3 separate regions of the Homo sapiens genome follow, and regions 2 and 3 are each linked to region 1. Evidence: chromatin loops called from intact Hi-C (ENCODE). Cell type or tissue: IMR-90. All regions are shown on one strand. Each heading gives the region's core, and the rest is flanking DNA. Links, peaks and the distances in the headings are about the cores only.

Region 1 (3,856 bases), core at 599-3,098:
GTTTATTGCTGCCGTTTACTTCCCACAATTCCTTTTTACATATTCATACTCTGGGTATTTTTTTTCTACATACCTCTGCCAGACTATGTCGTTCTCTTCTCATCCAGAGTTACCCTAGTTATTTTGCTAAAGTACCTGATCCCATTCATTCACTCATAGATCTTACACTGAATGCCGGCCATGGGACCTAGGGCTGGGAACCTGGGGACACAAAGATGAATGAGTCTCAGTTCCTAACGTCAAGGGGTTCAGGGGCTACCAGGGAAAACCGACATGTAAAGATGTAGGTAGATCTGTAAAGAAACGTCCTGGAAACCACAGAAGTAATTGTCTCTGATGGGTGAGGAAAGGCTTTCTTTTCTCCTTGATACCTCTCCTGAGTGCCTCTGGTTGCCTCACTTTGGCATCTCATCTCTGCCCTGCCCACTCTGCCCAGTCCCCCTTGGGTATTGACATTTCTGCTAATATCTCCCTCTCTGCACTTCAGATCAGACCTCCAACCCCTAAAGTTATGATTGCAGGTCACAGAGGACAGGTTTGTGCACATAGTACTAATTTTTTCAAATATCTTAGCCATGAGCAGTTATTTTGTAGAGTAAATCAATGCTAATTCTTTAGAGCAAAGCAACATTAAAGTCTTTTTCTTTTTTTTTTTTTTCCTGAAGCACATTCTGAAGATTATAATCTACAAAGAGTACTAAAATGAGAAAGGATCCCTGGGCCTAGCTTGGTACTAATTTTTATTCATCTGATTTATAGAGTGGGTAGGTGAGGTAATGTCCTCCTCATCTCTGGACTGGGGATATGCTGACAGCTCCATCCATCAGGCAAGCTGTCAGAGCATAACGCTTCAAAGAAGCTGTTAAACAAAGGTCCAAATGGCTAACACTTCTAGGAGATGAAAAAGCAGAAGTTAACCTTAGTGTCCAGGGAAAAGTATTTTGCTCATCTAGTAGAGAAATGGATGTAGCAGTAAAGTCTTTAGACAAAGGTATTAGAATTTAAAGACAAATTCCAAATACATGCCTGGATTTCTGCTGCCTTTATGATTCTGGAAGCAATTCCTGGTTAAAATGTATTGATAAATAATCAGCCAGCAACGTTGATCTCACTGAAACTAGGATCCATCTTCATTAGCAAATTTAAGGATCACTTATGTCTATAAATATAGGGCAGAAGAAATAGAGGGGATGTAATCCAAAGTCCGCGGTTATGCCTGTCCACCAAGGAGCTGGATTGCAGCTGGTGGTCTTTAACAATTAGGGGCATGAGAAGGACAATGATCATTTACACAATGACATTAATAGTGTAGTTGGTGACCATTTTATGGTATCTTGAAGAATTTTAGGCACATACAAAACATCCAAAGGACATATTTTAGCTGCTAGGTTTAGTATATTTTCTTTCTTTCATTTCAACACCTTCAATGCCTTTCAACAGTTTTAGATCCCTCTGAGTTTTAGATCATCCAAGTTCCTCAAGGACAGAGAGAGGTTCCATTAGAGCATGACAGACTCATAGAACGACCTCTTTTGAAATCTAGGTCACACAGACAGCGAAAGTATCTCCAGTGGTCTCAGAGATCCTGGCCATGGCTCGGGGCGTGGAGAATAGCTTCAAGAATGGGGGCCTATGCAAGAGGGCCCTCAGCCGGCAGATGGCACTACAGTGTTTGGCAGTCTGAACTTCGTGCGTGCTCTTTAATAAGGGCCTTTTCTCATCATTCTACTCAAAGTGTTGTAATTCCCTCTGATTGTCTTCTCTGCCCTCATTTGACTTTGCTGAGTCATTCCATGCTGTGTCATGAAACTCTGTGCTGCTGCAGGAGACTCAGAAGAAGCTCTAAACACTTTGTGGCTGTTGGGATAACTCAACATGGGGGGCAGGCTGCCATGCCAAGAACCCCAGTGAGGGTGGCTGAGGAGAGGGTCTATGTACGGGGGTAGTGTGAACCCGAGGGTGATGAGGGAGACATAGCTTTGGGTGGCTCTAAGCCTCTCAAAGCATTTGAAGACTCCACTCTAAGTGAACCCTCCACCTCCCCACCTCTCTCTCTCTCACTCCCCTGCCCTGACCCAAAGGCTCCAAGTATCCATATTGCATGGGCAAGTGCATTCTCCTACAGGAAAGATGGGGATGCATGTCAACCTCATAAGCCCCACATAGAAGGGAGATTTCTATCTCCCAGCTGTGCCTGTCTCATTTTGCTTGGAGAAAGAAGGGGATCACAGAGGGGTGGATCACATGCTCCATAAAGGCAAATATTCTCCCCTAAAGAGAACCTCTTTGCTCCCACTGTTGGAGTTGGTGTCAAGGTGGAGTGGGGATGGGAAAGGATATATTTTTACAATCCTCTCCTAATGTCTAAGGAGGAAGGATCCCAAAGAAGATCCCCTAGTTGCTGAAGGAAGATGGGGGTGTTAAATTGATTCAGGTGGGTGGATGCAAATTGGAAGGGGGGAGGACACCTAAATTATTCTACATAATCAGAGGAGGAAAGAGATCAAGAGAAAAACTGGTGGGAGGCAGGGAGGACAAGAGAGAAGGAGACAACTAAGGTGGAGATTTTGATGAAGTGTTGTGTAGTGCAGCGTTTGATATATTCTCTTCTCCATCTTTCCAGAAACAGCCTGGAAAACCGACATTACCAAATAGTGCTTTACGAGTTCTATTGAGGTGGGGAGAAATGAAATTTGAGGAGGGGTTCAGTCTTGGGGAAGTGTTTGTGCGTGATCAAAAGGCAGGAGCAAGAACTGCCCGATGTGCTACGCCAGAACTGAACAACGTGATATAACTAGTGAAGAGTGAGGGACAGCACTCCACTTGGGTCTACTATTGCTATGGCCAAGGTCATTTTGCAGTGTCAGGGCCACTCTCCAGGTGAGTTATGGGGAGAGACCACAAAGAACCTGGAGAGATAGCATGTTTCATCCACCTCTGCTACTCTGCCAGTGATCTGAGAACAAAAGGCCCTCCCAGCCTAAAAGCAGGAATTTAGTGGGGCTCAGTGGAAGTGTTTGTTTTGATAAGAAGCTGCTTTAAAGCCACCATATGTTTGGTTTGATGGTGACACATGGCTGTAAGTGCAGCCTGGGCCCAGATACTAGCTTAGTCAGTGGTTCTCTACGTGTAGGCCCTGGTCCACAAATAACGATGTCACTTGGGAACTTGATAGAAATGTCAACTCTCAGACGCCAACCAAATCTGCCGAACCAGACACCTGAGAGGTAGGGCCCAGTGATGTTGTTAAACAAGTCCCCTTGGTGATCCTGATACATCCTGACATTTGAGAATAACTGGATTATGCAACAATTCTAAATGTTTGGTATCTGAACCCCAGTAGGGCTTGTCAAACACAGAATCCCAAAATCTCTAGCACAGACACCAGAGATTTTGGCTGTGTAAGCCTTGGGTGAGCTTGGCACCCTTTGTTTAATAAGCTCTGCAGTAATTCTTGTCCCCATCTAAGTTCGGGAACCACTAGAGCAACAGATTAAGAAGAAACTGAGTCCATATCCTGAAATTATGAGCTAATGTGGCTGGCAAATTGAACAACTTATTGAAACAATAGAGACCTTCCAGGATAAGTAAAGGAGCTTAATTAATGTTCCCAATTAATACAGGATGTCCTGCAGCTCATGGAGAGGAAGCTTTGGAGATTATACTTAGGGAAGAATTCTTCAACCTTAAGCTCAAAGCTTGACTTCAGAGAATTCAAGCAGTTATGGAATAAATGGGGCCCCAGGGAGTAACCCAGAGACTAATTCATACCTCACAGGGCAGCAGCTGTGGCCCCAAGTGTCCAATGCAGATAGGGCAGGGCACCCTGCTTCTCCAGGCAGGATCTAGAGTTCAA
Region 2 (3,856 bases), core at 919-3,418, 500 kb after region 1:
GGGAAATACTACGTAGAAAAGGGTGGGGTCCCTGGCAAACCTGGATCCTCAGCCCTAAATGAGAACTTCACACATCCCTGTTTTTCCATCAGAATGTTGGTTTTCCAAAACCACCCCTGCCAGCCCCACCCCCACCCTGTACTCATAAAAACCCCAAGTTCCACTAGCAGGAGAGCAGAGCAGGGCAGCAGAGAAGGAGAGAAGAAAAGCAGCAGCTGGATGTCAGATAAAAGCAGCTTGACTTCAGAGGAATGGCCTGACAGCAGGATTTTGGAGAAGAGTTCAGCCAAGGATGGCAGAACTCCAGGGGAAGATTATCTTCCCACTCCATCCCCCTTCCAGCTCCCCTTCCCACTGAGAGCCACTTCCACTGCTCAATAAAATCTTCTGCATACACCACCCTTCAATTCATTCATGTGACCTGATTCTTCCTGGACGCTGGACAAGAACTCAGGTACCAAGAGGGCAGGGTGTAAAAGGCTGGCACCCTGACCCTCCACTCAGTTGGGTGACACTTAGCCATTTGTGGATAGCAAATGCTAAAACAGCACTGATTGTAACACATGCCCTCTGAAGCTGCAGGGGTCACAGACACCCTCTTCCAGACAGCAGAGCTAAAAGAGCATTGTAACACACTTGGATGCTGCCATAGGACCCACATAAAGCCTGCTTCTGCCAGAGAGGAGCGACCAGCCAGTTCCAGTGTTCATTCACCCCAGCTCCTGTACCTACTCACCTGTGTGTTCCGCCCCCCACCATGAGGGGTTCAGAGCTGCAGGCTGAGTAAACAAACCACCCCTTCACAAGTCCTGCAAAGGGGTCAAGGGAAATATCCTGTCTCACCTTCATCTAACCCACGAGCTGAACAGATGCATGAATGAGCCCAGCTGGGAGAGGCCAAGACTGGCCAGATGAGCACAGCTGGCTGGTGAACCCATAGACCCATGGGAAATCATACATGGCTATTGTTTTGGTTTTGTTGTTGCTGTTTTGAGACAGAGTCTTGCTCTGTCGCCCAGGCTGGTGTGTGGTGGCACGATCTCAGCTCACTGCAAGCTCCACCTCCTGGGTCACACGCTTCTCCTGCCTCAGCCTCCCGAGTAGCTGGGACTACAGGGGCCCGCCACCATGCCCGGCTGATTTTTCGTATTTTTAGTACAGACGGGGTTTCACCATGTTAGCCAGGATGGTCTCGATCTCCTGACCTCGTGATCCGCCCGCCTCGGCCTCCCAAAGTGCTGGGATTACAGGTGTGAGCCACAGTGCCCAGCCCTTACATGGCTATTGTTTTAAACCACAATGTTGGATTGGTTTGTTACATAGTATTATGTTGGTAACTGATACAGAGTCAGAGCTGATTTTTTTAGGGCAGCAGAGGAGAGCTTTTGTGCTACCATCAGTAATCAAGCATCACAATTCTTCCTCAAGCAGCCTCTTCTTAAAATAAATGTTGAACAGAAATGTAAATAATCGGTTTGAAAGAACACTGAATTTTAATTTTGAGTCTGTCTTAAGCACTCACAGTTTTGGGAGGCATCACAGACAAGAGGTGAAGTAAGAGCTCAGGAACTGAGTACTTGTGAACAGGCCTGGATGGATGGAACTCAAGAGCTTAAGATATGGAAGCTTCATAAAGATGAGTACCCAGCTATTTACAGGCCCTGGGTCTCAGGAGGATGTCGGCAAATTTAAAGGGACAGGATTTATTTTGTCGCCATCTTCCTTGAAAGAAACTTTAAAGAATCTCAGAAGGATTCTAAAGGTCATCTGTCTGTCTACTCTTGACACTTGATCACTGAGTTGTCAACCAGCCCGGTTTGTTATAAACTGAACAAATGACAGTTTGGGAGTGGCGTTAAACGACTGAGGATCACTGAGGACATTTAGACAGGTCTGAGAATTAGAAAAGGCCTCAGTGAGTTCACGCTTCCTGCCTGGAAAACTCCTCCCTTGGCTCTGCCAGCAAGGAATACTAAACAGCATAGAGCTTTAGATGTCTCTGAAGCTCCTCAATTTACAAGTTAAGTCCAGATCCTGAAGAAAACATAAACTAGACTTAAACAAGATTTTACAAAATCTCAAATCAAAATGTCAAATAAAAATGTATTAAGGATCTGGTTTTGTGCCCTCTGCTGGACATGGTTTTACAAAATAAAAAAAGGAGGACACGGTCCCCTACCTTTAAGATTTTTATCATTTGATAAAATTAGATAAACATACCTGAAATACTAGCAGACTAATAAGATCTATACAATTGTGGTAATCATTCATATGTTCATAAATATTCAGATTCTCTTCCATCCACATATAAGAAAAAATTGTACTTCACCCACCCGGAAGTAAGGTGTGGTCATGGGACTTGTTTTGGACAAGAAAATAAGAAGTGATGGGTGTCATTTTTCAGGGAAAATATTTAACCACTTAGTTAAACCGAACCCCAACCTCCTTTCCTCGTGGCAGTGATCATGGAAGCACATGTCAAGACAGAGCCTCTGTCAGCCGGGACCCTGCTGAATGACTGCAATAAACAGAAGCCGCCTGTTGACCTACATGGCAGATGTAGTATAAATGAGAAATACATCTTGTTATGTAAAACCACAGAAATTTGAGGTTGTTTCCCCAGTGTAACCTAACCTATTGTGACTGAGATAACAATAAACATCTCAAATATTGTCACCTTAACTATGAGCATAAAAAGGTCATAGGGGAGAAATCATTGTGGGCTACAGTAGTCTGAAGGCATAGTTAGGTCATAAAAGATAATACAAGGGATATAAAGGAGTAGGAAGAGAGTTAGAGGCAGAAAAAACCCACAAAGGCATACAAACAAGAATGTATTTCTGCCTTTATTATAGGGCTTAATATAATATAATCACTAGTGTATTTGGTGGGCTCCTTTCTTCCAAAGACCTGGGCTTGCCACCTTGGTCCCCGCAGGGCTGGCTATGATAGGTGCTCAGGGTGTATTTGTTGAATAAACTAGCAGAGCATATTGAGGACAATGGGATGACCAAGCTGAGTCAATCAAAAGGTAAAAGAATATTCTATTTGACTGGCAAAAGGCACCACTTTAAATATCAGGGACAATACATGTACAGCAGGAGTGTCAATTTCAAGAAAACCTTCATCTTGGAAAGACCTGAGTTTCCTCATCTATAAAATGAGGGTTCAAGACCAAATGACACCAAAGGTTTGCTCCAGTCCTCATAGCTAGGATGCTATTATTATTTTTTCATCCAAGAATTGAATCGCTTTCTCCACTAAACTTTAATAATTTCTACGGTCTAACCATGTCATTGGATTTTTCATAACGTTATTGTTCTTTTAAAAGCTTCAGGGTCTTATAAAATTCTATGCCAGCATTTGAGCCAGGGGTTCTTTAAAGTGGAAAACATTGGTTTCTAAAGAAATATTCAGATTGTGATAAGTTCAAACCAGGCCCAAATTTCTTCAATGCATGTGTAATATACAATTTCGTTTTTGCTCAAGAATTTTATTCTTAGGGAAGTTTTTGAGGTGTCATGAGAAAGGAGGGGGAAGGAAGTAGAGAATGATCTCTATGTGGTAGTGGATGCAAATAATTAGCTACATCTAAAATTTTTATAACTATGATTGATTCATGTACAACTTAGGTATTAAAAAATAAAAATAAAAAATAGACCAGGCATGGTGGTTCATGCCTGTAAACCCAGCATTTTCGGGAGCCGAGGCAGGAGCATCACTTGAGCCCAGGCACTTGAAACCAGCCTGAGCAACACAGTGAGACCCCATCTCTCCAAAAAAAAAAATAGCCAGGCGTGGTGGCATACCTGTGGTCCCAGCTATTGGGGAGCCTGAGGCAGGAGTATCGCTTGAA
Region 3 (3,856 bases), core at 919-3,418, 140 kb after region 1:
CCAGCTCCTTCCTGGATAATTGTCACTACTGGGTATATTACTGTCCAAGTCTCCAGGATGAGTGAGTATTTCACATCATGTGGAAGGAGGCTTGCAGGCCTACTTAAGTGAAAAAATCTGTCACTGGTTCTAGCTTATCTTTATCTATATCTTTTGCATTTCTCCTAAGTAACACTCTCATGGAAAAACCACCAGCAAATCCAGGATCATCCTTTCGACAGAATACTGAATTTGAAGAACTGCATGGAAACGGTACTTATCTACAGTTCCATTTTACAGGTTTCTCCCTAAAGCTCAGAGACAGTGAACATTTATCTGGAGCCACATTGCAGGGCGCATGTTCCAGGCCTCCAAATGCACAGGCCAGTGCTCTTCCTTGGGTTCACATTTAAAGACCAAGTTTAATGTTTTTTTAATTGGTGTTTTATACCTAGATTAAATGTATTTTAATATTAGAGATGACTGTGTGACTTTCTTATTTAAAAAGAAGGCCTATGAAATCCAAACAAACTTGTGAAATCTTTAGACAGTTCCATTTAATAATGATCACTAATGGCCATTAGACCAGGCAAAATCTATGAGGCAAACAATCAGAATGTTTGTTTGAAATGCAAATGTAAGACAACTAATGAAAATGCCAACAGTTCTTCTGCTAAGGCCTGCTGTGATATTAAAAACAGTCTAACAGGAACTTTAAGAAGGAGAGACCTGATTCAGGAATTCAGTTACTTAAAAAAGAATCACCTTTGCCTGAAGTACAGGCTGTTCACTTACAGTCATCAGCATTTCAGAAATCAAAAAGCCAATATTTCAACAACTGCGTGTGTATTTTTGGCTGAATGGTGGTTATATTGATTATTTTACCAGCCCTTTAGTGAGATTTCCTTCCTTCTTGGTCGTCATTTCCAGTTCTAGATGGTACCCTATAGGGTAACGAAGGCAGTAGAGTGTGGTAGTTATGAAAGGAAGCTCCGGCATTAGACAGACCCAGGCGTGTCTTCACTCCACTTCTCACCGGCTGTGTGACCCTGGGGAGGTTACTTAACACTCTGTGCCTCACATGCCTCATCTGAAAATGGAAATGATAAAAGCCCTACCTTGTGAAACTGTTGTGAGGGAAAGTAAAAAAAAATATGCAAAGTGCTTATTAGCACAGAATCTGGTGGCCATAGATATTACCTGTATGACACAGAATAAGCACTCTGTATTTGAACTCTCATTATTGTTAGGGCAAGGTGGTGTAGTAGCAGTAAAAGAAAGAAGAAATACCTTCTGTTACAATAACAACTACAAATATTTGAAAATGAATTATGACACAGATTAAAAAGAATGTAAACAGTTATATTGAGGCCTTGAATTCTGTCTTTAAATCGTTGCTCCCTGTATTGTAAGAACTCTTCGTTAATCACTTAAACTGCTGACTGCCAGCAAAACCTAAGCTTCATACAGACCCACTGTCTACCAGGTGAATACACCTAGCGTTGCCATCCATGTAAGGTAATTTCTACAGTGAAGGTAAACCCCAGATACACTCAATCAACATCAAGTCAACAAAGATTTATTGAGCACCACCTGTGTATATGGCACAACCATAAACAGAACTTGCAGTACAGCTTAATTAAATCCCTGGGCCCTGGTAAGCTGAGTGAAAACTACATGTAAATACTTAAGAAATAGCTGGCTGGTTTATCATACATATTTACAGATTTTAATTTACCAAAACAACTTGTATCTTATCCGTTTATATAACCTGTAGGGTCTGTGTTTAAATCAGGATGAATGTGTCAAAGTAGCCATTAAACTGAATTATCAGGGGGTTTTCACTAATACTTGCTAGTTATAAACCTCAGTTCATTGCTAACCACACCCTGAGAAATCAACAAGAAGAACCATGAAGCACTGGGTAGATTTAATTATTATTTTAAATGTAATCTTCCATTTTAATATTCCTGATATAAAGAAGAGTTTTTCATTGCATTGGGGAATCTACCGTCTGTGATTAGTTGAGAACTTTCATTCTCATGGTTCTTGGTTAACTGAACTGTGACTCAGCAGTAACATACCAAGACGAGAAATGACCAGGCCAGACCGTCTCTTGTATAAACAAAAACAGAACAGAAGTAAATGGAGATTAGAGCCCAGGCAGAACCGCTACATTCAGTTTCCAAATATGGGCATGTGGAGACACTCAGGACAATCACTAAGGACAACCCAGAAGCATCACATGATGACTCTCATGGGGGAAGACCTTGGGCAGCAAGAGAGAAACTTTTGGCTCACACATGATAGTAATAAAATTGTTTTTGTTTACAGAATTCTTGTAGGAGGAAGGGGGAAAGATACAAGGTAAAATTAATAAAACTTAAGAAAATAACAGTAGAAAAAGTAAGTGAAGTCATAAGCTGGCTCTTTGAAAATATGAGTAAAACAAAAGCTATTTAAGCAAGAAAAGAAGAACAAAAAATATACAAAATTAGGAACAGACAAGGTGATATAATTACAGACACTAATGATTAAAATAAAGTGAACATTATTCACTTTGTCAAAAATCCAGAGTAGATGGAAGATTTTCTAACAAAATATAAAAGTACCAAAATTGACCAATGAATAGATAGAAAACAAGAACCATTTATACCCTCTCTCTACTTGTCATCAATATCCCACCATACTGGGTCATCTCCATCAGCATATAAGCATGCTCTCCTATCATCCATCATTAAAAAGTCATGACCCCCAAGCCCTCCCTAGTTTTGCTACTCCCCATCACTGCACATCTGTTCCAAAGAGCTGTCACATGTGGGCTCTGCACTTGCTCATCTCCTGCTTATGGCTCAGCCACTCCATGCTGGACACTGTCCCCGCTGCTCCATCAGATTTGCCTTAGCCACCATAGCCACCAACCTGCAAGTGGTCAAATCTAAGTCCCTTCCTTTAAGTCGCATCTCACTGGACTCACTCAGTGCATGTGATGTTGTCAGCTACTCCAGTCTGCCTTAGGCACACTCCTCTCATGCTCCATGATGCCACGCTCTCTGGGTTCTCCTCCCTATTTCCTGGTCACTCCTTTTCAGCCTTTGTCTAAAGGATGAATTCACCAATGCTCAGTCCTAAATCTTCTGCCCCTCTCTACATGGTTGAATTCCAGATTCATGTATCCAATTTGTGCCCTCAACTCTTCCCCTCATATCTCACTGGCATCTCAGACTACACAAGACCCAAACCAAACTCTTTGAGTTTCTCCTTAAACCGGCTCCTCTTTTTTGCCTTGAATGGCATCATCATCCATACATTACAATCAATTAATTATTCCTCTGAGAGAGTCCCGTTGCTTCTTCCTCAAAGATATATTCGCTTCTCTGTACTTCTACTCCCACCATCCTAGTTGTATTAGTCAGGGTTCTCTAGAGAAGTGGACCAAAGAGGTGGGTGTGTGTGTGTGTGTGTGTGTGTGTGTGTGTGTGTGTGTGTGTCTTCACCAGTCATGATCCCTGGTGTGTGTGTGTGTGTGTGTGTGTGTGTGTGTCTTCACCAGTCACCATTCCTGGTGTGTGTGTCTGCATGTGTGTGTGTGTGCACAGGCAGGCCGGAGACCCCAGAAAGAACCAAGACTGCAGTTCAAGTCTGAAGGCCATCTGCTGATAATTCCCTCTTGCTTGGATTGGGTTAATCTTTTCGTTCTATGCAAGCTTTTACCTGATGTGCTTTACTCAAAGTCTAGAGATTTAAATGTTAATCTCATCCAAAAACACCTTCACAGAAACATTGAGAATAACACCTGACCACAAATCTAGGCACAATGGCCCAGCCAAGTTAACACATACAATTAACCATTACACTAGTCTAAGCCACTTCATTT

The links. Peaks named below come from ENCODE experiments on the same cell type or tissue, not always from the same donor. Only the 100,000 strongest peaks of a DNase experiment are listed, where the experiment ranks them.
Region 2: it touches region 1 in a loop (4-fold over the local background); 12 of 110 quality-filtered maps call a loop at or near these places.
Region 3: it touches region 1 in a loop (5-fold over the local background); 3 of 110 quality-filtered maps call a loop at or near these places.

What each region holds. Positions count from the first base shown.
Region 1 is chr14:56,338,086-56,341,941 of GRCh38, reverse strand. The region is part of intron 5 of LINC02284 (long intergenic non-protein coding RNA 2284); the gene reads right to left. Among named protein-coding and RNA genes, the nearest start is that of LINC02284, 29 kb to the right of the region's middle. In IMR-90, for the core only: a CTCF peak has its summit at 1,657 (motif pointing right); a DNase peak (open chromatin) is centred at 1,741; H3K27ac peaks cover 1,913 bases.
Region 2 is chr14:55,842,200-55,846,055 of GRCh38, reverse strand. No RefSeq gene overlaps it. Among named protein-coding and RNA genes, the nearest start is that of LINC00520, 47 kb to the right of the region's middle. In IMR-90, for the core only: a CTCF peak has its summit at 2,139 (motif pointing left); no DNase peak of the experiment used is centred there.
Region 3 is chr14:56,197,584-56,201,439 of GRCh38, reverse strand. All of the region lies in intron 2 of PELI2 (pellino E3 ubiquitin protein ligase family member 2), which reads right to left. Among named protein-coding and RNA genes, the nearest start is that of PELI2, 81 kb to the right of the region's middle. RefSeq lists an enhancer at 2,059-2,248. In IMR-90, for the core only: no CTCF peak of the experiment used is centred there; a DNase peak (open chromatin) is centred at 2,119; H3K27ac peaks cover 1,668 bases.